Regions from separate parts of the Homo sapiens genome. Here regions 1, 2, 3, 4, 5 and 7 are each linked to region 6. A link is an interaction called in ENCODE POLR2A ChIA-PET data of the cell type or tissue named here. Cell type or tissue: MCF 10A. All regions are shown on one strand. Region 1 overlaps COG7 (component of oligomeric golgi complex 7). Region 2 overlaps SCNN1G (sodium channel epithelial 1 subunit gamma). Region 3 has its middle 36 kb from the start of SCNN1G. Region 4 overlaps SCNN1B (sodium channel epithelial 1 subunit beta). Region 5 overlaps COG7 (component of oligomeric golgi complex 7). Region 6 has its middle 22 kb from the start of SCNN1B. Region 7 overlaps COG7 (component of oligomeric golgi complex 7).

What was found. ChIA-PET counts read pairs that join two places held together with the same protein. Peaks named below come from ENCODE experiments on the same cell type or tissue, not always from the same donor. Only the 100,000 strongest peaks of a DNase experiment are listed, where the experiment ranks them.
Region 1: POLR2A ChIA-PET joins it to region 6 with 10 read pairs; 3 of 35 experiments call an interaction of 5 or more read pairs at or near these places.
Region 2: POLR2A ChIA-PET joins it to region 6 with 17 read pairs; 4 of 35 experiments call an interaction of 5 or more read pairs at or near these places.
Region 3: POLR2A ChIA-PET joins it to region 6 with 20 read pairs; 3 of 35 experiments call an interaction of 5 or more read pairs at or near these places.
Region 4: POLR2A ChIA-PET joins it to region 6 with 14 read pairs; 2 of 35 experiments call an interaction of 5 or more read pairs at or near these places.
Region 5: POLR2A ChIA-PET joins it to region 6 with 31 read pairs; 4 of 35 experiments call an interaction of 5 or more read pairs at or near these places.
Region 7: POLR2A ChIA-PET joins it to region 6 with 40 read pairs; 4 of 35 experiments call an interaction of 5 or more read pairs at or near these places.

Annotation. Positions count from the first base shown.
Region 1 is chr16:23,432,416-23,436,415 of GRCh38, reverse strand. COG7 (component of oligomeric golgi complex 7) reads left to right here. Exons shown (of 17, transcript NM_153603.4): 5 at 1,698-1,780; 6 at 2,749-2,871. Among named protein-coding and RNA genes, the nearest start is that of COG7, 19 kb to the left of the region's middle. In MCF 10A, CTCF peaks have their summits at 794 (motif pointing right) and 1,906 (motif pointing right); DNase peaks (open chromatin) are centred at 795 and 1,925.
Region 2 is chr16:23,183,167-23,187,166 of GRCh38, reverse strand. SCNN1G (sodium channel epithelial 1 subunit gamma) reads right to left here. Exons shown (of 13, transcript NM_001039.4): 2 at 579-939. The coding sequence starts at 895. Among named protein-coding and RNA genes, the nearest start is that of SCNN1G, 2.4 kb to the right of the region's middle. RefSeq lists enhancers at 414-913, 914-1,415. In MCF 10A, no CTCF peak of the experiment used is centred here; no DNase peak of the experiment used is centred here.
Region 3 is chr16:23,217,234-23,221,233 of GRCh38, reverse strand. No RefSeq gene overlaps it. Among named protein-coding and RNA genes, the nearest start is that of SCNN1G, 36 kb to the right of the region's middle. In MCF 10A, no CTCF peak of the experiment used is centred here; no DNase peak of the experiment used is centred here.
Region 4 is chr16:23,360,376-23,364,375 of GRCh38, reverse strand. All of the region lies in intron 4 of SCNN1B (sodium channel epithelial 1 subunit beta), which reads right to left. Among named protein-coding and RNA genes, the nearest start is that of SCNN1B, 60 kb to the right of the region's middle. In MCF 10A, no CTCF peak of the experiment used is centred here; a DNase peak (open chromatin) is centred at 1,735.
Region 5 is chr16:23,421,565-23,425,564 of GRCh38, reverse strand. It overlaps COG7 (component of oligomeric golgi complex 7), which reads left to right. Exons shown (of 17, transcript NM_153603.4): 7 at 618-816. Among named protein-coding and RNA genes, the nearest start is that of COG7, 30 kb to the left of the region's middle. RefSeq lists an enhancer at 752-1,297. In MCF 10A, no CTCF peak of the experiment used is centred here; DNase peaks (open chromatin) are centred at 794 and 1,874.
Region 6 is chr16:23,278,155-23,282,154 of GRCh38, reverse strand. It overlaps a transcript of SCNN1B not described here. Among named protein-coding and RNA genes, the nearest start is that of SCNN1B, 22 kb to the left of the region's middle. RefSeq lists an enhancer at 1,728-2,250. In MCF 10A, no CTCF peak of the experiment used is centred here; a DNase peak (open chromatin) is centred at 2,334.
Region 7 is chr16:23,391,132-23,395,131 of GRCh38, reverse strand. It overlaps COG7 (component of oligomeric golgi complex 7), which reads left to right. Exons shown (of 17, transcript NM_153603.4): 15 at 1,785-1,899; 16 at 2,609-2,752. Among named protein-coding and RNA genes, the nearest start is that of COG7, 60 kb to the left of the region's middle. In MCF 10A, no CTCF peak of the experiment used is centred here; a DNase peak (open chromatin) is centred at 1,851.

The DNA.
Region 1 (4,000 bases), 150 kb before region 6:
TTGTTCATCCCCAACATGTTCCCCTTTTCCATCTCCTAAAATGACAATGTGAGTATAGCCAAGTATACATGCCCAGTTCATTTTATATAACCAATGAATTCAGCTGATACACTGAAGCAACTTTTTATAGAATTATTTTAATTAATTTTTTTGCTTCTCACTGGTCAAACCCAATTTATAGAATTTTGTTTTTTGAGCTAGAATCTTGCTCTGTCACTCAGGCTGAAGTGCAGTGATGTGATCACAGTTCACTGCAGCCTTGTCCTCCCAGGCTCAAGTGATACTCCCAGCTCAGCCTCCTGGGGTTTACAGGTGCACATCATGCCCAGCTAATTTTTTCTATTTTTTGTAGAGGGGTCCTGTGTTGCCTAGGACATTTTTGAACTCCTGGGCTCAAACAGTCCTCCCACCTCAGCCTCCCAAAATGCTGGGATTACAGGTGTGAGCCACCACACCTGGCCTATGGAATAATTTTAAATGTAACAGGAAGATTCACTTATTTAAGTGTTCTTATGAAAATAATAAGCATTTTAAAGGCAAATATTCGTTTTCTAACTCATGGATTTCTGCCCATTAAGTCAAGTTCCACTGGCAGGTCTCCAGCGCTTAGCTGGGTGTCCCACAGCGGTTGCTGTTACAACATTTCCTTCTCAGCAGTTTATTGGGCTTCCCAGAAGTGAAGGGGAACAGAGCAAATATAAGAAGTTTGGAGACCTGTTAGCTCAAGGCTTTTTTTTCCCTTCTTTTGATATAGTTCTAAGGCTGTGGCATGTACATTTTGGCCAGAAGGGGGCGGACAGGAGCCAGAGGTGGCGCTGCTGTGCACACTATTCAGAGACTGCACTGAAACCCACCTTCCTGTCTGTCCAGCGGTGAGCCTGGAAGCAAGTGCTTTGCCCAGTCATTTCCTCTGCCCTTAGGGAAATATGTCAGAAACTACTTGATATTAAGCCCATAACTTGGGTCTTAGAATCCATTGTTATGTGTGGAATGCTAATAGTTACCAAATTATTTGATTTTATGTTTTGTTTTTTTGTTTTGCTTTGTTTTAGAGGGAGTCTTGCTCTGTTGGCCAGGCTGGAGTGCAGTGGCGCGATCTTGGCTCACTGCAACCTCTGCCTCCCGGGTTCAACCAATTCTCCTCCCTCAGCCTCCCAAGGAGCTGGGATTACAGGTGTGCACCACCACGCTCAGCTAATTTTTGTTTTTCTTTTAGTAGAGATGGGGTTTTGCCATGTTGGCCAGGCTGGTCTCGAACTCCTGACCTCAGGTGATCCGCCTGCCTTAGCCTCCCAAAGTGCTGGGATTACAGGCATGAGCTACCGCGACCAGCCCAAATTATTTACTTATTCCTCAAACCACCAGATATGTTGACATATAGCAGTTCAGTGTGTTTGCTTTTTTAAAGTTCCCATCTGGTATAATCGAAGTAGGAATTTTGAAAGACATAAATAACCTCTCAGTATCATGTTAAAATATGAATTCTGTGAGGAACAGTGGGGAATACCTTGCAGTATCTGGTTTTCACGTCATGCTTATTTTTCAAATTTATGATCCTCATGCATGAGTTAATTCAGTATCTAGGCAGGAACTTGTGAATACTAGCTTCCATATATCCACCTTCATCCTGGTGAGTTTTTTCTCATGTCTACACCAGAAAGGCTGGTAACAGTATATATACATTGTATGTTCTTTAGATCAGTCCAAAGTGTTTGTGAAGGTGTTTACTGAAATTGACCGGATGCCCCAGCTCCTGGCCTACTACTACAAGTGTCACAAGGTAAGAAGCTGTGCGCGATGACAGTTGTGCAGTTGTGGAATGCTCATAACTCTGGGTCACAGAATCGCAGGTTCATAATTCAGAAGGTAAGAACATTTGTCTCCTTGCCCTCTGGCTGTTTTTCTCTTAGTTAGCCAGTAGGGGGTGCTCTTGGTCTAGCATATGGATTTGTTTAATTGCCAGTTGGAAAAAGTTATCCGTTTTCATTCTCTTTTCTGTTTACAGCTGGATTCATTATAGACTTGAAACGTTGTTTTAATTTATTCTCATTTTTGTCTTTTAAGGGAGATTTATGTCTTAAGCTTTATTACACCCTCAGAAGGCAGTAAGAATTTCTCTTTTTTTCTTTAGAGATAGGGTTTCACTATTTTGCCCAGCCTGGAGTGCGGTGACTATTCACAGATCCGATCATGGTGCACTACAGCCTTGAACTCCTGGGCTCAAGTGATCCTCCCGTCTCAGCCTTGTGAGGAGTTGGGACTACAGGCGCGTGCCACTCCACCTGGCTTGGAATTTTATGTTTTCTAGGTTTGCTGAAGTTAGATTGCCAAAAAACTTGACAGCTTCCTGAACTGACCTTAATTCCTTCAAGTCCAGTGCTCTGTGTCTTTTAAGCAGTGATGTTAGGACATGAAGCTTAAACATACATGTCTGCCCGCTCTTGCCCCAACATCTATTCAGAAGAGTGATGGTGTGCCAAGTGGTTGCACATTACATGTTTTTAGGGCAGGATAAATGGAGAGGGGATCACATCCGCAGGGTGACAGATTAAAGCTGTGAATCAGTGCAGATAACTGCAAATGTTTTTTTTTTTTTCCTGCCTTTCTTTGAAGTGAATGGACCTCACTGGGCTGCCCAGTGAGCCCATTGAGCAATCCGTGATTACGCTGGGTAGCAGGGCAGGGCAGTGTTCACAGGCAACCTATGTTGACGTACCCAATAAGGTTCCCTTTGTTCTGTCTCTGCAGGTGCAGCTTTTAGCAGCCTGGCAAGAGCTGTGTCAAAGTGACCTATCCCTGGACCGGCAGCTTACCGGACTCTATGATGCCTTGCTTGGTGCTTGGCACACACAAATCCAGTGGGCTACACAGGTAACAGCTCATTTTTGTTCTAGGGAGAACAGAGTCTGTGGTGACAAGGGAACGGGTGACTGCCTCGGGAGTGGCCACCCTCAACTGCAGAGCACAGCTCAAAGAACTTCCCCGTTTGTTGCTGTCATTCAAGGGGTTAAAAAATAACCAGTTAGGCCGGGTGCGGTGGCTCACACTTGTAATCACCACACTTTGGAAGGTCGAAGTGGGCGGATCGTTTGAGCCTAGGAGTTCGAGACCAGCCTGGCCAACACGGTGAAACCCCAACTCTACAAAAAATGCAAAAGTTAGCCAGGTGTGGTGGCACAATTACTAAGGAGACCGAGGCAGGAAGATTGCTTACGTCCAGGAGGTTGAGGCCACAGTGACTATGGTCGCACCACTACACTTCAGCTTGGACAACAGAGCAAGCAAGACTGTCTCAAACAAACAAACAACAAAAGAAAAAACGATAACCAGTTAAATGGTTTAAGTTTAAAAGATAAGCTTAGAAATCCACGTCAGTGAAATCTTTAGGTCTCCACTGAAACTCTTCTTACCACTCTTATCTATAACTTAAATAGGACCTAATGTGACAATGCCGCCTGTTGTCCAGCAAGGGAGCCTGTGGAATTCCTGAAGGCCATTTTCTTCCCATCTAAAAGCAGGAGGCCCCTCGTCAGGTGGTGTTCGAATGAACAGGAATGTTTTTATCTTTACTTCAGGTAAAATTTACCTACCTGAAGTGAGTCTCCCTTGTTCTCATGATACACCAAGAAGTAGGGGAAGAGATAATTTTAAAGGTACCCCCTGACTAGGAGTGAGGAGAGACAGAGGAACTTTGTTTCAAGTGGCAACTATCCATCATTTACTTTCCTCAAGTCTCTAGGCATTTCCAGCCATAAAGGTTTTAAACCGTTGTTCTCTTGCCTTGAGACAGGAGGCACAGTAGAACCTCTTGTAAGCAGGGGAAGAGCCTGTCTTACTTTGCAGTAATGACTTACTGGGCCTGTTTCTAGTGTGGCTTATTTTATTTATTTTTTTCTTATTTATTTATTTTTTTTCTCCAAACCCTTGTGTTGAGGGCTGATTTTCAATAGCACTCAGATAGAGAGCTATTGAAATAGATTGCAGTGAGGGAGCTGCTCTG
Region 2 (4,000 bases), 95 kb after region 6:
ACTGCACTCCAGCTTGGGTGACAGAGTGAGACCCTGCCTCCAAAAAAAAAAAAAAAAAAAGAAAAGGCCAGGTACTGTGGCTCACACCTGTAATCCAAGCACTTTGGGAGGCCAAGGCGGGTGGATCACCTGAGGTCAGGAGTTCAAGACCAGCCTGGCCAAGCATGGTGAAATCCTGTCTCTACTAAAAACACAAAAAAATTAGCCTGGCGCTGTGGTACACCCCTGTAGTCCCAGCTACTCGGGAGGATTGTTAGAACCTGGGAGGTGGAGGTTGCAGTGAGCCGAGATCGCACCACTGCATCCCAGCCTGGGCAACAAGAGCGAAACTCCATCTCAAAAAAGGAAAAAGAAAAGAAAAAAAACAAGTCACTGATGGTCTGAAAACTTGGTACATACAGATTTAGAACTGGGGAGGGGGCTGTTTACCAGCGTTAGCAACAAATTCAAATTTCTAGAAAGCACATTTGTAGGCTGGAATCGACCTCCAGGCTGCCAGTGTGTCACTTTCGGGAGGGGCTTTGGCCTCTGTGGGGGGCCTGGCTCCCTACTCGCGTTTCCCTGCTCATGCCTCTTACTTGTAGGGGTTGATGTTGCAGATGGTGACTGCAGGAAAATCCAGCTTCCGGAAGTGGACTTTGATGGAAACTGAGACAGTATAGAAGGAGAAGACGAGGAGGGCGCACTGCCAGAGGATGAGGGCCACGGCAGTCAGTGTGAACCCGATCCAGAGGAGGCGGCGCAGACGGCCGCGGGACACCACGATGCGGCGACAGCCATGGGTGTTGGTGTTGAGGCAGTACCACCGCATCAGCTCTTTAATGGTCGGCGCCTGAGGGCCCGTCACGGGCAGATTCTTCTTGATTTTGGCTTTGATCTTCTCTCCGGGTGCCATGGCGAGGATGGGACTTTGAGGACGGGACTCTGAGGACGGGCGTGCTGGAGGGGCAAAGAAGAGAAGCAGGTGAGCTGGCAGGCACTAGCCGGCTAGTGTGTCCCTGGAGACCACAGTCTGGGAAACACCAGTCCATGCGCCCTTAGAGACCTCCTTCCTCTGTTCCTCTGTGGCTTAGGCACTTTGCATTCTGAATCCTTGGCCCCTTTTCCACGGGACGTTTGTTTTTGGCCACCACAGCTGCCAGAGAAGCTGCCTACTTCTCTTACGGCCCCCAGGCCTAGCCGTGCGGGGGCTGGGTGAGGTGCAACCTGCGAAGCGCTGGCTGGACAGGCTGCAGGACCTTTCCCCGGGTTCCTGGGCAGGAACTCTGGAAGCAGCCCCATCAGCTCTCTTATCAGGCAGGGGTACCCGTGCCTTATCACCTCCAGTAGCCCGCCTTCCTCAAGGGCAGCATTCCTATCTCATTATGCCCCCTGGTTCCTAGCACAGTGTCTGGCACAGAGCAGTGCTCGGCAGATTGTAACTGACAGATGAAATCTGCCAAGAAAATTTCCCGGCAGCCACCTTAGATCATGTTCCTGGCTGCATTTTCCCCAGCCTTTTCTCTGAGGCTTTATTATAAGTGAAACGATTTCTCTTTTGTTTCTTCTCTTTACAGTCAAGCTCTTAATGTTTCTAGATCACCTGATGTAACAATAACCTGCAACTATTGGCCACTTAGTGTTTGCCAGGCATTGTGCCATATTTCCTTGATTCTAAGATACCATTAATTTAGAGAATGCCCTTGATTTAATAACAGCTTTGGGGGAGAGTACCAGTATTGGAAGGCAAATTATCACATTCATCAATGTGCACGATGCATCTCAACTATACAAACTTTACAATGAGAAATAATTTTAGAAATGAACTAATATACTACATAAAAACTCATTTCATGTTTATAATATATAGTCTCATTAGTCTCATAAGTAAATTTGTCTCTCTCTATAAATATACACATAGCCTACATATATTTCCTTTTGTGTTTCAATAATTCCATGAAGTAGGCATGCTATTATTATATCCATGTTACAGAGGAGAAAAATGGGCTCAGAGAGGTTGAATATCTTGTGTAAGATGATGCAGCTGGTTAGTGGAGGAGCTGGATGGAACCCTGCAGCCTTCACCGCTATGGCATACGCCTTTGAGGGGCCTGGTAGTACGCTGGGTGCAGGGAGTTAATTAACAATACCAAGAACTAAAGGTAGGAGGAAAGAGAAGGAACACAGCTATTTAATTTCCAAACTCTGAACAGTGCACATGACCACTTCCCAAGACTTGTGAGCACTAGTATTGGGGGTGGGGGATATATGAAAACTGTGTCGTCCTATGCCTTCTACAGTGACAAAGGCAAATTAGGACATATCCTAGGGCATACAGGGTGGTCCCCAGGACCAGAGAGGACCCATGTCTGTGACTTCGATGTGCCCCATCAAGATTTTTAGGCAGTATTCGGAACCTGCAGAGTTATGTCTTTTTTTCCCACCCTGAACCCATGAAATATGGGCTAAAATTGGAAGCTGGGGCAAAGCTAGGAGGCTTCCAAGCTTATGATGCTAGTGGGTTTAAGGCCTCAGATGGAAAGGAAATGGAGTGCTGGGCATGGAGGTGAGATGTCCAGAGCAGACAAACTGCTCTAAACCCTCCATAGATTGATATGATTTTGCTGGGATGAAGAACACCATCAAAATGATGCTAGTAGCCTCTGGGCAAGAGGAATATAATTTATTTTTTTATCACTTAAAATATTGCCTATCCTTACCTCCTCCCTCACTACAATCCAAAAAAATAAAAAATGAAATAAAGAAGAAGGAAAGAAAGAAAAAAATTAGCGAGAGTTTGTTTTTAAAATCTAGGTCCAGGTTCAATTGCTTGTCAAATAAAACTGCAGCCCTCCTCTGTGAATGTTCAACAGAAGCTGTGATTCTGGAAGCTCCTATCCCCAGCTCTCAGGGGTACCTCTGCCCCATCAGCCCCTTCCCCAGAACCGACCTTGACCCCAATGGATCAGTCGACAATGTCAGAGGAGCCCCCAAGTGAAGGAAGGGAACTGATCTTGCTCTTTGCAAAACAGATAAAATATTCATATAAATAATATTTCAACTTCAAAGCAAAACAAGACTGTAGCTACCATTAGATTATGCAGCCTGAGCCAATGTGATACCCTTGGTGGAAGAATTACTAGCTGATACCCAGCACTTACTCTTCTAAGTACTTTGCAGCTGTCACCTCATTTAATTTTCACGATAATCGTCTGAGGTAGGTATCACAACCACCTCCATTGTACAAATGAAACAGACGCTGACAGGTTAAGTAGCTTGCCCAAGGTCACACTAGAAAGTGGCTGAGCTGGGATTTGCACCTAGGAGTCCCTTTAACGACTAACTAGGCTGCTCTTCAATCATTAATAATAATAACAGCAGCAGGGAAAGCAGCAATAATGGCAGCTATCACTTATTGATCCCTTTCTGTACTCCCAGGCATCCCACTCAGTCCTTTTCACACACTACCTGATTTAATCCTCACTACAGTTATATGAGGTGCTATTACTTGGCCCATTTCACAGAGAAGGAAACTGAGGCACAGAGGTTAGGTAATTTGCCCAAGACCACACAGGTAGAAAGGATTTGAAGGATTCTTTAGAATTCCAGGGCCCTGGCTCATCGCAGCGGCTCCGTGCACCCCCTCCTCACCTACCACCGACTTTGCCTGTCCCCCATCCCACAGTGCAGGACCCCAAAGCTTGGAGAGGGATGAGAGATTTGCCCCAAGTCTAGCGTTGGGTTCGCTGGACCGGAGAGTTCCCGATCAGTGCCCGTCCCGAAGGGCGAGTCCTGTGCAGAAATCACTTGAACTCAACCTCAGGGCCCTGACCCGAGCTCCTGCCGAGCGACCCCGCAGCCCTGCCCTCCCTGCGCGGAGCGAGCGGGCGCTGTCCTGTGGCGGAAGCCACGTCTGCCCCGGGGGAGCGCCGGCTGAAGGCGCTGGAGCGAATCCAACCAGCCCACTTCAAGTGTTTGCTTCTTTCTGCACCAAGTCACCCCGGAGAAAGCATTCCAGAGG
Region 3 (4,000 bases), 61 kb after region 6:
CAATAAACGTTTGTTGCATGAATAAGTGATTGTTAAACTAGTGACTAAAGGAGATGCGTTCTTCTATAGTACATGATCTTGCACTTTTTTTTTTTTTGGCAAATCTCGGTCAATCAATTGACTTTTTTTTCTATTGATTACATTAAGCATTGGTTACATTAAGCAGAAGACCACTGAGAAAACAAAGGCAGTGAAGAATTGATGCTGCTAAGTTCAAATTAGATAGCAAGAGAGCTAGAGAGCTACAGGCTCTGAGGCAGCTCTCTCTTTGTTAGAAAAGAGAGACGAACAGTGTTAGAAAGTATTGAAGACATGTGAACATCGAACCGAGATTTTGTTTTTTGCTTTTTGGGGATTTATTTTTGAGATGGGGTCTTGCTCTGTTGCCCAGGCTGGAGTGCAGTGGTTCAATCACAGCTCACTGTGACCTTGACCTCCCTGGCTCAAGCCATCCTCCCACCTCAGCCTCCTGAGTAGCTGGGACTACAGGCACACACCACCACACTCAGCTAATTTTTGTATATTTTTTTGTAGAGACAGGGTTTCCCTGTGTTGTGGCTGGTCTTGAACTCCTAGGCTCAAGCAATCCTCCTGCCTTGGCCTCCCAAAGTGCTGGGATTCAGGCATGAGCCACCACACTGGCTGAACTTTGCTTTTGCACATTGGAAAATGGACTAGCTTTCTTATTCTGTTTGTCAATGATATTTGATGCTCCAACTTGCAAGGGAAGACCATATAGAGAGAGTGACATTTGCATCTGATCTTGAAGGAATGCGTGAATGAGTGGAGGGTGAGTGGAGGAAGAGAGAGGGAACCATTCAGAGTTGCAGATAAGTCTGTGTGCTGCCTAAAATTATCACCGTAGGGTGAGTCCTGCAACTTGAGAAACATGGCCAAGGTGTGATGGGGCAGATGGGGCAGATGGGGCACTGCCAAGAAGTGTCTAAGCAGGAGGTGCTGTGGTCCAGTCTGCACTTCGGAGACATTCTCTTGGCATAGCCTGGAGTAGGGAAGGAGGAAGGAGAGCTGGAAGAAGGGAGATTCATGAAGAGGAGGGGAGCTTCCTGTCACTTCACCTTTTGTCCTTATTAAGTCTCTTTCTTAAACGTCAGTGTTTCGGAGTCTCCATCTTTGACTCTTTTCTCTTCTTTATTATTTTTTTTTGAGATGAAGATCTTGCTCTGTTGCCCAGGCTGGAGTACAGACAGACTCACAGGTCACTGCAGCCCCTAACTCCTGGGCTCAGGCAGTCTTCCTGCCTTGGCCTCCCAAAGTGCTGAGATTACAGGTGCGAGCCACTGCACCGAACCCTTTTCTCCTCTTCTGATCTGCTTCTCCTCCATGGTGACCTAATCCACACCCCTGGCTTTGTCCTGCCTGGATGATGCCCATGTCTCCATCTAGCCCAGACCTCTCTCCTGAGTTTTTAACCCCAGAAGAGACTAGCATGTTTATCTAATATCTTCCCTTGTGCAGGATCACAGGACATAGGCTGAGTCTGCAGTGCCTCTGTTCATCAGGGAGGTGGTCCATGGGTGGCAGGACACTAGGGTCTGGGATTCAGTGACTCAGAGGACTAGTGAGGGTGGTGGCTCCATTTGAGAAGACCAGGGGTACATTAAGAACAGGCATTCTTGTGACTTACAAATGGAGTCGGTGTCCCTTGGAATCAGTAGCTCCTAGCTATGGCAGTTGCTTATGAAAGGGGTCTGGGAATGAAGTTGTTCTACTCTGTCCTCACCTTTGTCCTGGGAAAAGAAGGCCCCTCAGCTGAGTAGGCCGGATCTGAAGCTAAAGAGGGCTGGAGAAAACTTCAGGGGCAGACACACTTAGCCTCTAGGGAAAAGCTTCTATCTGAAAGGCAGTTTGCACAGTGCTTAAGTGCATTGGCTCTGCCTGCTAGCCTGGGCACAGCAGTTACTAGCAGTGTGGCCGTGAGAACTCTTTGTGACTCCATTTCTTTTCTTTTCTCTTAATTATTTTATTTTATTTTATTTTGAGATAGGATCTCTCTCTGTTCCCCGGGCTGCAGTGCAGTGGCACAATCTCAGCTCATTGCAGCCTCAACCTCCTGGGCTCAAGACATCCTCCTGCCTCAGTGTCCTGAGTAGCTGCTGGGACTACAGGCGTGCGCCACCATCATGCCCAGATACCTTTTCATATTTTTTGTAGAGATGGGGTTTTGCCATGTTGCCCAGGCTGGTCTCAAATTCCTGAGCTCAATCAATCTGCCCGCTCTGGCCTCCCAAAGTGCTGGGATTACAGGCGTAAGCCACCACATCCGGCCTCCATTTCTTTCTTTATGAGTTCCTGAGCTGTTAGAATTACACAAGCTGATGTGTGTGAAGTGCTTAGCAGAATCCCTGGCAAACCATAAGAGCTCAATGCATATTAGCCATTGTTAGTATTGTCACTGTTTTTATAAGCGCCACAAACTTTTCCTAAATGCCAACACTGTACTCTGTCCCGTCCCCATCTAGGGACAAGGAGATAAGACACAATTCCTGCCCTTGCAGAGCTCATAGTCTAATGATAGAGGCAGATGTGGATAAAAAATTGTATACAGGGCCAGGCACCATGGCTCATCCTGTAATCTCAGTACTTTGGGAGGCTGAGGCGGGAGAATAGCTTGAGTCCAGGAGTTTGAGACTAGCCTGGGCAACATAACAGGAACCCATCTCTACAAAAAATAATAATAAAAAATTAGCCAGACATAATTGTGTGCTTCTATAGTTACAGCTACCTGGGAAGCTGAGGCAGGAGGATTGCTTTAGCCCAGGAGGTTGAGGCTGCAGTGAGCTATGATTGTTTGAAGTCCAGGAGTTCAAGACCAGCCTGGACAACATAGTGAGATCTTGTCTCTATAAAAAATTTAAATATGAGCCATGGGTAGTGACAAGCACCTGTAATCCCAGCTACTCAGGAGGCTGAGGCAGGAGGATCACTTGAGCCCAGGAGGTCAAGGCTGCAGTCAGCTATGATCATGCCACTGCGCTCCAGCCTGGGCAACAGAGGCAAGACCCTGCCTGTTTCATATATATATATACGTATATATATATATAATATATAAATACGTATATATATATAATATATAATATATATAATATATAATATATATAAAATATAATATAATATATTTTATATATATTATATATATATATGGGTGAAAGTTGTGTAATGGTGGAAGCTCCAACTTCTTGGGGCAAGGGAAGAGGGTCAGGGAAAACTTTACAGAGGTGCTGACATTTGCAGCTGGCCTGGAAGGGTGAAGTGGAGAAGGAGGGAAGACGATGCTGGGCACTGCAAGAGCCAAACAAGAATGGAGACAGCTGGAGTTTGCTGGGTGTGCACGCCCGTGTGCTTGGGGGGAGTTGAGCGGCTGTTGGCTTTGGATTCTCATGGCCTTGCCTTTGACAAGCCTACTAGAAGTGTTCCTCCATCAGGCAGAGGCTGGCCAATTCCACGAATCTGAGGGCACCTCCTGTCCCCACCATTGGGGAGGAGGAGGAAGCTCCTGTCTGTGCTGTGCTCAGGTAGACATCAGCTGCAAGTTCCCTGTCGGCACCGGCTACAGCCGCCAGAGCCCAGCATGGACGAAAGCCAGGCTCACGGCCTCTGTAGCCCAATCCTCACCTGCATGGGCCTGGCTCCTGAGCCCACTTCACAGGGGAGCTCCCTCCAGTCTGGGGTCTCTATGACCTCCTCCTTGCTGGCTGGCATGCCTCCTGGCAATGCCCTGCCCTATAAGGTCTGGTGGAAACACCAGATAGAGCAGAGGCTTACTCTAGCCACAGGCCTGGGGTTGAGTTGGACCAGGGATGCCCAGGTCCAGACAGGGTCCCTACAGCCCCTCTCTTTTACCAAGACTCTTGCCCTTACTAGCAGCCATTCTCATGAAGGGATTAGTCCTGAAATGTGGACCTTCCCCACCCATGGATGAAGGACTTCCTTTAGCCCTAGAGCCAGGGTATTTAGCCTCTCCCTCTTCCTACCCAAAATG
Region 4 (4,000 bases), 82 kb before region 6:
GGAATATTCTCTAACCAGCTCTTCAGATACTGGCTTCTCCCCATCCTTCAGCTTTTATCTGCTCTGAGGCCTCCCTGAACCCCTATGCAAAGTGATGGACTAGAACTATTAGTTAATAGTACTTTATTACTAATAGTAATAGAATTTTCTACCTAGTTACTCTAGATCTTTTCCACCAGTTTATTTATATTTATTTATTTATTTATTTTGAGATGGAGTTTCACTCTTGTTGCCCAGGCTGGAGTGTAGTGGCATGATCTCAGCTCACTACAGCCTCTGCCTCCCCGTTCAAGTGATTCTCCTGCCTCAGCCTCCTGAGTAGCTGGGATTACAGGTATGCGCCACCACGCCTGGCTAATTTTTGTATTATTAGTAGAGACAGGGTTTCACCATGTTAGTCAGGCTGGTCTTGAACTCCTGACCTCAGGTGATCCACCTGCCTTGGCCTCCCAAAGTGCTAGGATTACAGGGTGAGTCACTGCACCTGGCCCTTCAACCAGTTGATTATCTTCTTTATCAGATACATCAGAATCTGAAATCAGCTTCCTTTTTTTTTTTGGTAGAGACAGGGTGTCACTCTGTTGCCCAGGCTGGAGTGCAATGGCGTGATCATAGCTTACTGCAGCCTCAAACTCCTGGCCTTAAGATATTCTCCTGCCTCAGCCTCCTGAGTAGCTGGGACTACAGGCATGTGCCACCACACCCAGCTAATTTGTAAAATTTTTTGTGGAGATGGGGTCTTGCTATGTTGCCCAGGCTGGTCTTGAACTCCTGGCCTCAAGTGATCTTCTGGCCTCAGCCTCCCTAAATGCTGGGATTATAGGCATCCACCACTGTGCCTGGCCTGAAATTATCTTCTTGATTTAATTGCTCACTTAGCTGTCTCCTGCTTAGAACATAAGCCCGGGGAGGGAGCATGACCTTGTCTGTCTGGAAGGAGAAGAGCTCAGAGGTCAAGAGCACAGGCCACAGAGCCAGCCTGCTTGATTTCAATTCTGGCTGTGTCCCTTAGCAGCTGGTGAGCTTTGGGATGGTTACATCACGTCTTCGTGCCTCACTTTCCCCATTTGTAACACCAGATAATACTACCTACATGACTGCGGCAAGGGGTGGATGCCTAGCATACTGTAATACTCAAAAAATCTTGGCTGCTACTGTTCACAGCTCCATGCCCAGGGTCTGGTACAGAGCACACAGACACTCAGTAAATATTTGATGAATAAATTACAATAGGCGATAAGAGCATCGACAGAGATAAGTATGGAGAAGTGACACCCAAGTCCCAGTGGAGAGTGGGGAGCGAGTCAGGGAAGGTTTCCTGGAGGAGGGGAGGCCTGAGCTGAGACTTTATGAACAAGTAAGCGATGGCTAAGTCTACAGGGTAGGGAGGAGAAAGGGCTCACCAGGCAGGGACACAACACAGGCAAAGCCCCAGAGGGAAGAAATAGCTCTGGGCGGGCACCATGGAGTCTATAAACTGTGGGATCAGGGCTGTGGCCACAGGAAAAGAACAGAGCAGAGCAAACCAGCTCAATCCAGGCCCTGCTCTTGAAGGAGAGACCTCGCCCCAGGGCATGGGGACACAGTGTTCCCAAGGAACTGTCTTGGTCAGATGCAGCCCAGGAGCAGGAGGCTGCATGGGGTGTGGCCAGGTCCCCTCCTGCCCGCGCCATGCTCTTGGTCTCCACGTGCGTGCCAACTATTTGCTTGTTGATAATACTCTTCACCCAGAGAGGCTGCTCCCAGGACTGGCTGCCTCTGATTCCAGAGCCAGGTGTTTCCCTACAGAAATCTCTGCTGGGCTGGGAGCCAGGCATGCAGACAGAGACCAGTGAGCCTCCAGAAAAGACTGGGAAATAGAGCATCCTAGCAGGAAGCAGTATAACCACTGTTGTGTGGTCAGAGGTCAGGAAAGACTTTCCAGGGCAGAAACTAGTTGGATAATCCCTGAAACAACAACAACCATAGTAATAATAATGCTTATATATGCCCAGATCTTGGTTTCTTTATTTTTAAATTTTATTTAACTTTATTTTTTTTTTTTTTGAGATTGCTCAGGCTGGAGTGCAGTGGCATGATCTTGGCTCTATACAACCTCTGCCTCCCAGGTTCAAGTGACTCTCCTGCCTCAGCCTCCCTAGTAGCTGGGATTACAGGTGCATGCCAACACACCCGGCTAATTTTTGTATTTTTAGTAGAGATGGGGTTTTGCCATGTTGGCCAGACCGGTGTCAAACTCCTGGGCTTAGGCAATCCTTCCACCTCGGCCTCCCAAAGTGCTGGGATTACATACATAAGCCACCATGCTTGGCCCAGATCTTGGTTTCTAAATACCATTCTTCAATTTAAAAAACCAGAGCTTGGGCAAGTCTTGTTGGCTCTCTCCTGTAATCCCAGCACTTTAGGGGGCTGAAGTGGGAAGATTGCTTGAGCCAGGAGTTTGAGACCAGCTTGGGCAACATAGGGAGACCCCATCTCTACAAAATAAAAAAATTAATCGGGCACGCGATTGTGTCACTGCACTCCAGTATGGACAACAGAGTGAGATCCCATCTCAAAAAAAACAAAAACAAAAACAAACAAACAAACAAAACAACCAAAAAACCAAACAGAGCTCTTTAGAGAAATGGCTGATTCTAGGGCGGGGGCATCCTGTAGTGCCAGAAAGTAGGCAAAAGTTAAAAAACCCACCCAGGTGAGGACATATCAAAGGCACACAGGTGCTAACTGACAGAGTGGCCAAAGCTAGAAGAATTTAAGCAAGAGAATAGATAACAAGGAATTGGATTACAACCTAAATCTACAGGAGTCCATACTGTGTCAATAAATGATGGAATAAATAAATAAATGGAGGAGATGAGACAAATCTTCCTTTACAGAAGAATTCCAAATAATATATATTCTTCTCTCTAGGAGGGGTGGAGCTCAATGCTCCTTTCCCACTGGCCACTCCCTTCCCCTTCCCCTGAGCGTAGTCTGAATTTAGTGACTCCTTTCCAAAGTACAGAGCAAAGGCCAGCACAGTGGCTCACATCTGTAATCCTAGTACTTTTGGAGGCTGAGGAGGGAGGATCACTTGAGTCCAGGAGTTGGAGGCTGTGGTTTTTCTGTAAATCTAAAACTATTCCTCGATAAAAAGTCTCTCTAGGCCAGGCGCAGTGGCTCATGCCTGTAATCCCAGCACTTTGGGAGGCTATGGCAGCAGATAACCTGAGGTCAGAAGTTTGAGACCAGCCTGGCAAACATGGTGAAACCCTGTCTCTACTAAAAATACAAAATTTACGCTGGGCACAGTGGCTCATGCCTGTAATCCCAGCACTTTGGAAGGCTGAGGCGGGTGGATCATGAGGTCAGGAGATCAAGACCATCCTGGCTAACACAGTGAAACCCTGTCTCTACTAAAAATACAAAAAATTAGCCGGTTGTGGTGGCGGCTGCCTGTAGTCCCAGCTACTCGGGAGGCTGAGGCAGGAGAATGGTATGAACCCGGGAGGCGGAGCTTGTGGTGAGCCGAGATAGTGCCACTGTACTCCAGCCTGGGCGACAGAGTGAGACTCTGTCTCAAAAAAACAAAACAAAACAAAACCAAAAACCAAAAACCAAAAACCAAAAATTAGCCAGGTGTGGTGGTGCATGCCTGTCATCCCAGCTACTCGGGGGGCTGAGACACGATAATCACTTGAACCCGGGAGGCAGAGGTTGCAGTGAGTGGAGATTATGCCATTGTATTCCAGCCTGGGGGCAAGAACAAAACTCCGTCTCAAAAAAAAAAAAAAAAAAAAAACCACCACCACCACCAACAACAAAGTCTCTCTCTCTATATTTTACTCTCACTCTGTCACCCAGGCTGGAATGCTGGAATGCAGTGGTGTGATCTTGGTTCACTGCAGCCTCAAACTCCGAGGCTCAAGTGATCCTTCCCCCTCAGCCTCCAGAGTAGCTGAGTCTACAGGTGTGTACCACCACGCCGGGCTAATTTTGTTATTTTAAAATTGTTTTT
Region 5 (4,000 bases), 140 kb before region 6:
AGTTTGAGACTAGCCTGGGCAACATAGTGAGACCCCGTCTCTACAAAAAAATAAAATAAAATAAAAAATTAATCAGGTGTGGTAGTGTTCCTGTAGTATCAGCTACTTGGGAGGCTAAGGTGGGAAGATCACTTGAGCCTGGGAGTTAAAGGCTGCAGTGAGCTATGATTATGCCACTGCACTTCAGCCTGGGTGGCAGAGTGAGACCCTGTCTCAAAAAAGTTTTTAATTTTTAATTTTAATTTTTATTTTTTTGAGACAGAGTCTCGCTCTGTCACCCAGGCTAGAGTGCAGTGGCACAGTCTTGGCTCACTGCAACCTGCACCTCCCGGGTTCAAGTGATTCTCCTGCCTCTGCTTCCCGAATAGGTGGGATTACAGGCATGCGCCATCACACCCGGCTAATTTTTGTATTTTTAGTAGAGACAGGGTCTTGCCGTGTTGGCCAAGCTGGTCTTGAACTCCTGGCTTCAAGTGATCCACCTTCCTTGGCCTCCCAAGGTGCTGGGATTATAGGCATAAGCCACCGTGCCTGGCATCTCAAAAAAGTTTTTTAAAAAAGGTGGGCTCCTATTTGGCTCCATGTGCTAAGGCAGGTACACCTCTCTCTCACTGCAGGTTTTCCAGAAGCCCCACGAGGTGGTAATGGTGCTGCTGATTCAGACCCTGGGGGCCCTCATGCCCTCGCTGCCCTCCTGCCTCAGCAACGGCGTGGAGAGGGCAGGGCCCGAGCAGGAGCTCACCAGGCTGCTGGAGTTCTACGACGCCACCGCCCACTTCGCCAAGGGCTTGGAGATGGCACTGCTCCCCCACCTACGTAAACATTCCTTCCTGCCAGTTCTCTAGCTTGTCTTTACTCGCTCTTTCTGAAGCTTCTGGGGCCTGGATTTGTTTGCCTTTTCAGATGACTGATTTTACAGAAATGGAAGGGATCGGTGTTTTCCTTCTCAGCAGATGTGGAGGGCTTTTCCATGAAAAAACATTGCCATCAAGGAAATAGTTGTTTAATATCTTTGCCTGGCTCCAGTGCTGCCTGGGTGCCTTACATGCTCTGGGGAAGTGATGGACACCTCTGTGGGGCTTGGGATATAAAAGAGGCATCACAGTGAGGCAGGTAGATGTTATGGCAAAGAGTTGGCGGCAGATTACACCAGGAGGCAAGTGTGCTTATCCTTTGAAGTCATCACGAAGCCTCAGACATTTCAACCTCAAAAGTCAGTTTTAGAGAACAAACAGGCTACAAGGGCTTTTTTTTTTTTTTTTTTTTTGAGATGGAGTTTCGCTCTTGTTGCCCAGGCTGGAGTGCAATGGTACGATCTTGGCTCACCACAACCTCCACCTCCTAGGTTCAAGCAATTCTCCTGCCTCAGCCTCCCAAGTAGCTGGAATTACAGGCATGCAGCACCACGCCTGGCTAATTTTGTATTTTTAGTAGAGATTGGGTTTCTCCATGTTGAGGCTGGTCTCGAACTCCTGACCTCAGGTGATCTGCCCGCCTCGGCCTCCCAAAGTGCTGGGATTACAGGCATGAGCCACTGTGCCCAGCCTACAGGGGCTTTTTGAAGGAGCAACAGCAAGTGTCCCAGGGCAGGGGAGCTGTGTTAGGACTACAGGTGGTTGTAGAGAAAATGGGCTTTCCCCGGTGGCCGACTGAGAGCAGAGCACCCCTTACTCCCATTTGGGTAAACAGTGCCTGGTGTGTGATGCTCTCCAAGCTCTTTCCCGTCTATGTTAAAAGCTTTATAAATTTTTAAAGAACACAGACCCCGTGACGCATGTTGCTGTCAAATCAGGAAATTGCTTCAGGAAGGCCTTGTTCTGCTGTTCGGCGGCTGTGTGTCACTGACTTGGTTTATTTAATAGTTCTTCTCTTTAATTACATCTGTGTATAATTGCCTTGTACGTTCCAGGGAGTGTGTTTATTGTTCGGATTCCTGATGACTCATCGGTGTTTTTGGCATGCTCACAGGTCAGGCCTTAGTTATGGGAAAGGCCCAGTGGATGGGGAAGCTTCCAAGGGACCGTGATGCCTTTGTGGAAGTGGCTAAGGAGAGTTGAGAGAGCTGGGCTAAGGCGAGTTGCTGCAGCACAGTGGGACGAAGGTGGAGCAAGGAATGGCTGCATCCTTCCCCTGGGGATGGATGTAGTGGGGAAGAGAACCACCCTTGAGACAGATCTGGAAGTGCTTTGCTAGTCAGCCATGGGACGAGTCTCACTCTCGCCCAGGCTGGAGTGCAGCGGTGTGATCTTGGCTCACTGTAACCTCCACCTCCTGGGTTCAAACAATTCTCCTGCCTCAGCCTCCTGAATAGTTGGGACTACAGGTGTGTGCCACCACACCAGGCTAATTTTTGTATTTTTTAGTAGAGATGGGGTTTCGCCATGTTGGCCAGGCTGGTCTCGAACTCATGACCTCAGGTGATCGACCCGCCTCAGCCTCCTGAAGTGCTGGGATTACAGCAGGTGTGAGCCACCATGCCTGGCTGGGACTTTAGATTTCATTTTTTTTTTTTTTTTTTTTGAGACAGAGACTTGCTTTGTTGCCCAGGCTGGAGTGCAGTGGCGTGATCTTGGCTCACTGCAACCTCTGCCTCCCAGGTTCAAGCAATTCTCCTGCCTCAGCCTTCTGAGTAGTTGGGATTACAGGCACACACTACCACACCTGGCTAATTTTTTTGTATTTTTAGTAGAGACGAGGTTTCACCATGTTGGCCAGGCTGGTCTCAAACTCCTTGCCTCAAGCAATCCACCCATCTTGGCCTCCCAAAGTACTGAGATTACAGGTGTAAGCCACCACACCTGACCTAGATTACTAATGATTCTCCCTGAGGTTTTCCAAAAGAGTTTTAGTTTTTCTTTTAACTTAAAAATTTTTTGGAAACACACACAAAAATAAAAAGAGAGCAAGAACAATCCATAAACTCATCAGTCAGAGCCACCAACAACATTATTTGCTTCCAGTAATACAAATATAAATATACATTGTTCACAAATATTAATATACTTAATATCTACCATATAAATATTATGTAATAAATACATAACATATTAAATATATTAAATACTTTTATATATTTACATGTAATAATATATGTTATATAATATATACAAAATATCTTAAAATATTGGTTGTAGACAGTCTTATATTTTCATTTTTTGAAATGCTCAAAATAATATAATGGGCATTTTCTTATGTCATTAAATGTTTTCCTAAGACATAGTTTTGTTGTCTTTATTTTTTTTTTGTTTTTTTGAGACAGGGTCTTGCTCTGTCGCCCAGGTTAGAGTGCAGTGACACTATCACAGCTTACTGTAGCCTTGAACCTTCTGGGCTCAAGTGATTCTCTGAACTCAGTCTCCTGAGTAGTTGAGACCACGGGCACATGCCACCAAGGCTGACTCATTTTTAAAAATTTTTTGTAGAGACAGGGTCTTCCTATTTTGCTCAGGCTGATCTCAAACTCCTAGGCTCAAGTGATTCTCCTGCCTTGGCCTCTCAAAGTGCTGGGATTACAGGTGTGAGCTACCACACCTGGCCAATTTACTACCATTTTTAATCACTATGATATATAAAACTATAATGAACTGTTTTATACATTAGTTTTTGAGCCTAGCTCCGATTATTCCTTAGGATAAGTTTAAATTTGCAGTTGCTCAGAAATGAAAACTTTGAAGATACTTGTCACATTTTGTTCTTTTTTTTTTTTTTTTTTTTGAGATGGAGTCTCACTCTGTTGCCCAGGCGGGAGTGCAGTGGCACAATTTCGGCTCACTGAAGCCTCCACCTCCTGGGTTCATGCCATTCTCCTTCCTCAGCCTCCTGACACATTTTGTTCTTTAGACCTGTTTTTGTATCTATCAGTAGTGAACGAAGGTGCCTGTGTTGCCATCCCCTCACCAGCACTAGATTCTTTTTTTCTCCTGTCATTGCCAGGTTCTTAGACAATTACTGATATGCCATTTTAGTTTTTCACTTTGGTTATTAGCAAGTTTGAAAGTTA
Region 6 (4,000 bases):
TTTTTAATGTACCCATCACCCAAATAGTGTATATTGTACCTAATAGGCAGTGTTCCATCCTTCATCCCTTTCCCACCCTCCCACCTTTTGGAGTCTCCATGCCAGGCTAATTTTTGTATTTTTTCTGTAGAGACGGAGTTTCCCCATGTTGCCCAGGCTGGTCTCGAACTCCTGGGCTCAAGCAACTCACCCACCTCGGCCTCCCAAAGTGCTGGGATTACAGGCATGAGCCACTGCACCCGGCCAGTAAGTATTACTATTATGATCCCCAGTTTTCCACATATAAACAAGCACAGAGAGGTTAAGTGATTTGCCCAAGGTCACACAGCAATTAAATGAATAATCAGGAGGCAAACTCAAATATGTCTGATTTTCATACAGTCCATACAGCAGTTAAATGAAGAATCAGGAGGCAAACTTAAATATGTCTGATTTTCAAGTCTTGTGTTTTGGATGAATAAAACCAGGACATGTCAGAAACTTCCTCCTCTGTATGTCCATGTGTACCCATTATCTAGCTACCACTTATAAGTGAGAATATGTAAAAACCCTTATCTATTCTTATTCTAGGTTACAGAGTGCCAACTGTACCTGACCCCACCAGGGACAGCCAGGGACTTCTTTCTCTGTGCCTCCATGGACACACAGCTAATGTTTACTGAACAGCTGTTATGTACCAGAGTCTTAACTTATTCCATCGTTTTTGTTTGTTTATTTGTTTTGAGACAGAGTCTTGCTCTGTCACCCAGGCTGGAGTGCAATGGTGTGGTCTTGGCTCACTGCAACCTCCCACTCCAGAGTTCAAGTGATTCTCCTGCCTCAGCCTCCGGAATAGCTGGGATTACAGGTGCCAGCCACTACGCCCAGCTCATTTTCCTATTTTTAGTAGAGATGGGGTTTCACCATGTTGGCCAGGCTGGTCTTGAACTCTTGACCAAAGATGAACCACCCACTTTGGCCTCCCAAAGTGTTGGGATTACAGGTGTGGGCCACCGCCTTATTTAATCTTAATAAAAATCTTTATGGAATGGCTATTACTGTTCTTCCCATTTTCCAGATGAGAAAATCAAATCACTGGGTCTCAGGGCTTGTACAGAAGAGGAGGCACGATTTGTGCCTAAGCAGTCCACCTCCAGGGTCCATGCATTTTAACCTGTACTCTAAATTTTTCTGGCATGTTGGACATCATTGTTACAGGATGTAAGGAAGTGTCTCTCTCCTCAAGTAGCCCACAGCCTGAGCTGGCTCATTAATTACTAAGCACAATGCAATGTGATATTTGCAGATCGTTTGTGTGCTTGTTAATTTATTCAGTCATTCATCCGTTTATTCATTCAGGAAGCTCTGAACACCAATTATGTGCCGATCCTGTGCTAGGGGCTGGTGAGGAGGCACATGGTCACTTGGGGAACCCAGACCACACCTTCTCTAGCCACTGACTGCATAGTGGTGAAAGAGGAAGCTTCTGACATTTCCTGGTGTTATTCTTCCAAAGCACAAGACTAGAAAGTCAGACATATTTGAGTTCGCCTCCTGATTATTCATTTACTTGCTGTGTGCCCTTGGGAAAATTGCTTAACCTCTCTGTGCTTGTTTAATACGTGGAAAACTAGAGCTCATAATAATAATACCTACCAGCCAGGCATGGTGGCTCACGCCTATAATCCCAGCACTTCGGGAGGCCAAGGCAGGTGGATTGCTTGATCCCAGGAGTTCCAGCCTGGGCAACATGGGGAAATCCCATCTCTACCAAAAATACAAAAATTAGCCGGCATAGTGATGCATGCCTGTGGGCCCAGCTACTCAAGAGGCTGAGGTGGGAGGATCACTGGAGCCTGGGAAGTTGAGGCTGCAGTGAACTGTGATCGTTCCACTGCACTCCAGCCTGGGTGACAGAGTGAGACTCTGTCTCAAAAAAAAAAATTAAAATTAAAAAAATAAAAATAAAAATGATACTTCCCTCTCAAGCTTCATGTAAGAGCGAAACAAGAGGATGAACGCAAAGCCCCTGGCGGAGTGCTGGGCACACGGAAAGGACTGAACCCATTGTTACTACTAACTGTTGGTGATGGTTGTTAACTGCGCATGACCACCAACAATGGAAGATTGTTGTTCTAAAATCTGCATCCCTTAGTTTGGCAAAATTTCGGTGGTGCTAGCAAACCAGGTGCATTCCTTCTGGCTTTTCAACCGACAAGTCTCAGCAGGATGAAAACAGTGCTAGTAGGCATGACAGATGCATCTTTACTGAATACACAAAGTCAGCTGTTGTTCTCCAGGGGCTCTGCAGAAACACTGGAGAGAGCTCGGAGCTCTGCAGGCTTCCTCCACCCTCCCAGCAAGCCCGGCCCTGCCTGGCTCCAGATCAGTCATGCCTGGCTGGGTTTAAAGAGCTGCAACCCATCTGAACGTAGAAGGTACGAATTTCACTCCACAATCTTGGACGTGCAACACATAAAAGTGTTTACTTTTCTGTAACGAAGTAATTTGTATTTCTGTCCTCTTCAAAAAAGAAGCAGAAAATTAAATATCAGCCAGTTCTGAGCCCAAAGATAAGCTATATGCGGAGGACTCCCAAATTTCTTCAGCATTTTCCCTGAAATCCAAGCACATCTATCTGTGTCCTTGACAATCTCACTTGGATGTTCATTAGACATCTCCAAATTAAGAATTATCCAGCACTGAACACCAGAAGCTTCTCCCTCACCCTCCTCCTTGTGTAAGTTTTCTCCATCTCAGTAAATGGCAACCCTGATCTTTAAGGTTTCAGACCACGGCTGGGCGTGGTGGTTCACACCTGTAATCCCAGTAGCTTGGGAGGCTGAGGTGGGCAGATCACTTGAGCCCAGGAGTTCAGGACCAGCCTGGCCAACATGGTGAAAACCCGTCTCTACTAAAAATACAAAAATTAGCCAGGCGTGGTGGTGGGCACCTGTAATTATTCCAGCTACTTGGGAGGTTGAGGCAGGAGAATTGCTTGAACCCGGGAGGCAGAGGTTGCAGTGAGCCAAGATTGCTCCACTGCACTCCAGCCTGGGTGACAGAGTCAGCCCCCATCACACACACACACACACACACACCCCACACACACAAAATTTTCAGACCAAAGACTTTGGAGGCTTTTTTTCAACACCCGCCCCCTCCCCTTTTTTTTTATTAAGGTGAGATTCACAGAACATAAAATTAGCCATTTCATTTCATTTTTTATTTTTTTAGAGGCAAGTTCTCACTCTGTCGTCCAGGCTGGAGTGCAGTGGTACGATCATAGCTCACTGCAGCCCCCAACTTCTGTGCTCAAGTGATCCTCCCACTTCAGCCTCCCAAGTAGCTGGGACTACAGGTGCATGCAATCAAGCTGGGCTAATTTTTTATTTTTTGTAGAGATGTGAGGGGTGGGGGGGTCACTATGTTGCCCAGGCTGATCTTAAGCTCCTGGCCTCAAGCAATAAAATTAACCATTTTAAAGTGAACAATCCAGTACCATTGAGTGCACTCAGATGTTATGCAACCATCACCTCTAATTCCAAAACATTTGTATCACCCTATAAGAAAACCCCATACTCATTAAGCAGTTACCCCCCTCCCGTCTCCCACTACCCCCTGGCAATTGGCAGTCTGCCTTCCATCTGCATGGATTTACCTATTCTGGACATTTCACATGAATTGAATCATACAATATGTGGACAGGCTATCCAGCCTGGGTGACAGTGTGAGACTGTCTCAAAACAAAGCAAAACAAAACAAAACTACAGATCATCTCTCTCTAAATGTCCCATAGGCACCACAAACTTGACAAGCCCAAAGTGAAACTCACCCCACTCCCAAATAGCCGAGGTTGTTGTCCTTCTTGGCAACAACTTAGAGGACCTGACTTCTTCCACTTAGCCAAGTGTTTTGAGGTTCAAGCATGTTTTAGCCTGTATCAGCACTTCATTCCCCTTTAGGGTTGATCCTACTCTCTTACAACGCACAGCCAATCAGCCAGTGAAGCCAGCTGAGT
Region 7 (4,000 bases), 110 kb before region 6:
GTACCTCTTATAAAGGGACGCCAGTCCAGGCACAGTGGGTCACGCTTGTAATCCCAGCACTTTGGGAGGCCGAGGTGGGCGGATCACCTGAGGTCAGGAGTTCAAGACCAGCCTGGCCAACATGGTAAAACCCCGTCTCTACTAAAAATACAAAAAAAATTAGCCAGGTGTGGTGGTGGGCACTTGTAATCCCAGCTACTCGGGAGGCTGAGGCAGGAGAATTGCTTGAACCCAGGAGGCGGAGGTTGCAGTGAGCCGAGATTGCACCATTGCACTCCAGCCTGGGCAACAAGAGCAAAACTCTGTCTCAAAAAAAAAAAAGAAAAAAGAAAAAAGGAACACCAAACTAATAATGGATGTTTACACTTACACAGCCAAACCATATTGAATGTTTGGAAAGAAGGGCATGATCATCCTGTAGTTCTCTGGTCTGGGTAGATTTTCGAGTCTGTGTTAACTTCTGGACACTACACCCTGAAAGGAGCCCGCTGTTACGTAGACATGTGTGAGGCCAGATTGAGAAGCTCTTGCTTTGATAGTCTCCTGACTTTTAGTTTACAGAGTTAATTAACAGTGACAGGAATGTCATGGAATGAATATGTAGCAGGAAGAAAAAAAAAACAACAACAGGCAGAAAGACCTTTTAAAAACATATATTATCATTTTGAAACCTGAAAAGTCAACCCCCTTATTTTGAAACAAAACACATACTTAACCTTAAAACACAAAACAATGAATTACAATAGAAATAGGAAACAGTGGTCTAAAATACACTCTTGGCATCACGTGGATATCTGACAAACACATGACCAAGACTGTGCTAATTGTGGGCATGTCCTAAATGTCTTTTAGGACAATTGCAAATGACCTTTTGCAATTCCCCACCAGCCAAGGTTTTGTCTATCTTTAGTTTCAAGAGTTTATATTATGAAAACAATATAGTTTTTTCTCCAAAGTAATTTATAGTTATAAATGGCTTTTTTTCAAACAGAATTCCTTTCTTCTTCTGGTTAAATTATCTAGGAGGGAGAGAATCAGATCCAAATCCAGAAGACAGGTTTTTTTTTTTTTTTTCTGAGACAGAGTCTCTTTTTTTTTGAGACAGAGTCTGCCCAGGCTGCAGTGCAATGGCATGATCTTGGCTCACTGCAACCTCCGCCCCCGCCGAGTTCAAGTGATTTTCCTGCCTCAGCCTCCCGAGTAGCTGGGATTACAGGTGCCTGCCACCATCCCCGGCTAATTTTTGTACTTTTAGTAGGATAGGGCTTCACCATGTTGGCCAGGCTGGTCTTGAACTCCTGACCTCAGGAGATCCATCCGCCTCGGCCTCCCAAAGTGCTGGGATTACAGGTGTGAGCCACTGTGCCTGGCCTCAGAAGACAGGATTTGAATTCTTGCTTGGCCCCACACATTCTGACACTAGTATCTTACTGGTTTTTCACCTATGAACAGTAATAATACTTATATTTACACAATGCTTCAAATTTTACAAAGCATTTTGATATCCATTACTTCATTGGAGATAGAGATTGTGTTGAATGCATTTCAAAAATATTGAGGTCATTATAAGAAGGATGAATCTATAATCTATATGCAAGCTACCAGTGATTCTTTTTTAGGGTACTGCCATAACAAGCATCGCCACATACTAGAAAGATCAGACTTGGGATCACCCGAGGTCTAGCAATTTTGTCTCTCTGCCGTTTGCCTTCACACAAATGTACCCATAAAGTAATAACCCGTATGTGTCAATGTCAGGCTAACAGCGCTTTCTTTTGTTTCAGATCGGGCAGTACATCATGTCCCTCCCCCTGAATCTTGAGCCATTTGTGACTCAGGAGGACTCTGCCTTAGAGTTGGCATTGCACGCTGGAAAGCTGCCATTTCCTCCTGAGCAGGGTAAGCGGGGACCGTTTCTGGCGATGTTACAAGTCAAGCTGTCAGTTTCCAGGGTAGAAACTCCAGATGACACCTTATCCTTGGGCTCATTTGTCACCAAGTCCTGTTTTTTTTTAACCTTCTAACATGTACTTTTTGTACACATGCTGTATCTAAAACAATATCACAACTTGAAAAATCTATAACCACATCCCACTGCGGAACGCACTGGTATTTCCACTTTCGCTTGTGCCTTCTGGCTCTGCTCTGTAAGCAGATGGTATTTTGTATGTAACTTTGTATTCTGTATTATTGTTATTATTGAGACAGAGTCTTGCTGTGTCACCTAGGCTGGAGTGCAGTGGCGCGATCTTGACTCACCACAACCTCCGCCTCCTGGGTTCAAGCAATTCTCCTGCCTCAGCCTCCTGAGTAGCTGGGACTACAGGCGCGCACCACCACGCCTGGCTAATTTTTGTATTTTTAGCAGAGACGGGGGTTTCACCATGTTGGCCAGGCTGGTCTCGAACTTCTGACCTCAAATGATCCGCCTGCCTCATCCTCCTAAAGTGCTGGGATTACAGGCATGAGCCACTGCACCTGGCCCTAAGATGTAACTGTTTTCGGTTTCCTGTGTTTGCCATTGAGATCAGAAGCTTCCTGGTACTTTGGTGCATTCAGCAGCTACTGCAGGCCTGTGTTTTCCTTGGTGACCTCCTTTTCTTTTCAGGGGATGAATTGCCCGAGCTGGACAACATGGCTGACAACTGGCTGGGCTCGATCGCCAGAGCCACAATGCAGACCTACTGTGATGCGATCCTACAGATCCCTGAGCTGAGCCCACACTCTGCCAAGCAGCTGGCCACTGACATCGGTGGGTCCCCACAAGACAGGCGGTGGGAGGGACAGCTCTTGCCTGCTGCATCTGTCAGTTTCTCCTTTGCCCTCCAGGAATCTCATCCCAAGTCTTCCCTTAGCTTCAGCTGTGGATTTGGCTCTGAAGCTGGTTGAAAATTCAGGTTCTCCAGGCCCTGCCCCAGAGATTCTGACTTAGCAAGACCGGGCTGAAGCTCAGACATCTATGTTTTCGAAGAGGACTTGAGAACCGTTGAGGGGAGCTTCAGTGAGATAAGATTCAGCGAGTCCTGCAGCCTGGCCCCACCTGGCCCGCTCCATTTGTGCCATAATTCCCAACCAGTGTTTAATGAGCTCTTACTGCATACCAGGCATGCCTGGCGCTGGACCAAGCACTCGCACCCATCGTCTTATGTAATTCCAAACTCCCCTGTGAGGTGGGTGCTCTCTTCTCCATCATACCGATAGGGAACGGAGGCCCAGGGCAGTTCCATAACAAGGCCATGTGGCCAGGGTCACTTTGTGGTCTCCATCCAGATAGCATCCTGCCTGCCAAGTCAGTGGGCGTGTCCCCTTTGCTCCTGCCTGCCCTCTTCACTGGAGGGCCTCACTGCCCAGGTGTACTCTGAGCATGGGGCTACTGCTGGCAGGTGGCAGGGAGTCTCCCCAGTCTCTTGATGCCATTCCAATACCTTGTCTGCTCTTTAGCCTAACGCACCTCTCGGGGTGGTCAGGAGAGCGGGTGGTAGAAGCCTGAAAGATCAGCTCCCTGGGGACACAGCCAGAGCTTCGTCCTCAGTGACCACAGGGCTGAGCCAGGCTCAACCGGCTTCTGGCTCTTGTTTTGCAGAAGAAGAACTAGAAGCAAGGTGCTTTCCTCCGGGTCCCAGAGCTGTTAGTGATGGAGCCAGGCCTGGGATCCAGCTTTCCTGAGTTCCTGACCCCTGCTCATTTCATAGTCAGCTCTCAGCACTTACCAGAGGAACAGGCAGCCTTTTGGCTACTGCCCTTCAGAGAAAGAGAGATGAGAGAATTCAAATGCGTGTTGGTGTTCCCTGTTAGTACAAGCAGCAGCAGGGGGAAGAACTGGAACTAGTGAGTGGAGTGAAATCTAGGGATTGCCCCTCAGTTTCAGTTGTCCTTGTTATTCCTCCCTGTTAAGCTCCCCCTGCAGATTCATTTCTTCACTCATTCAGCATTGCTCGAGCATCTGTGTGCCAGCTGTAGTTCTAGGAGATAGAGACAACAAAGCTTTAGGCAGCTCCCA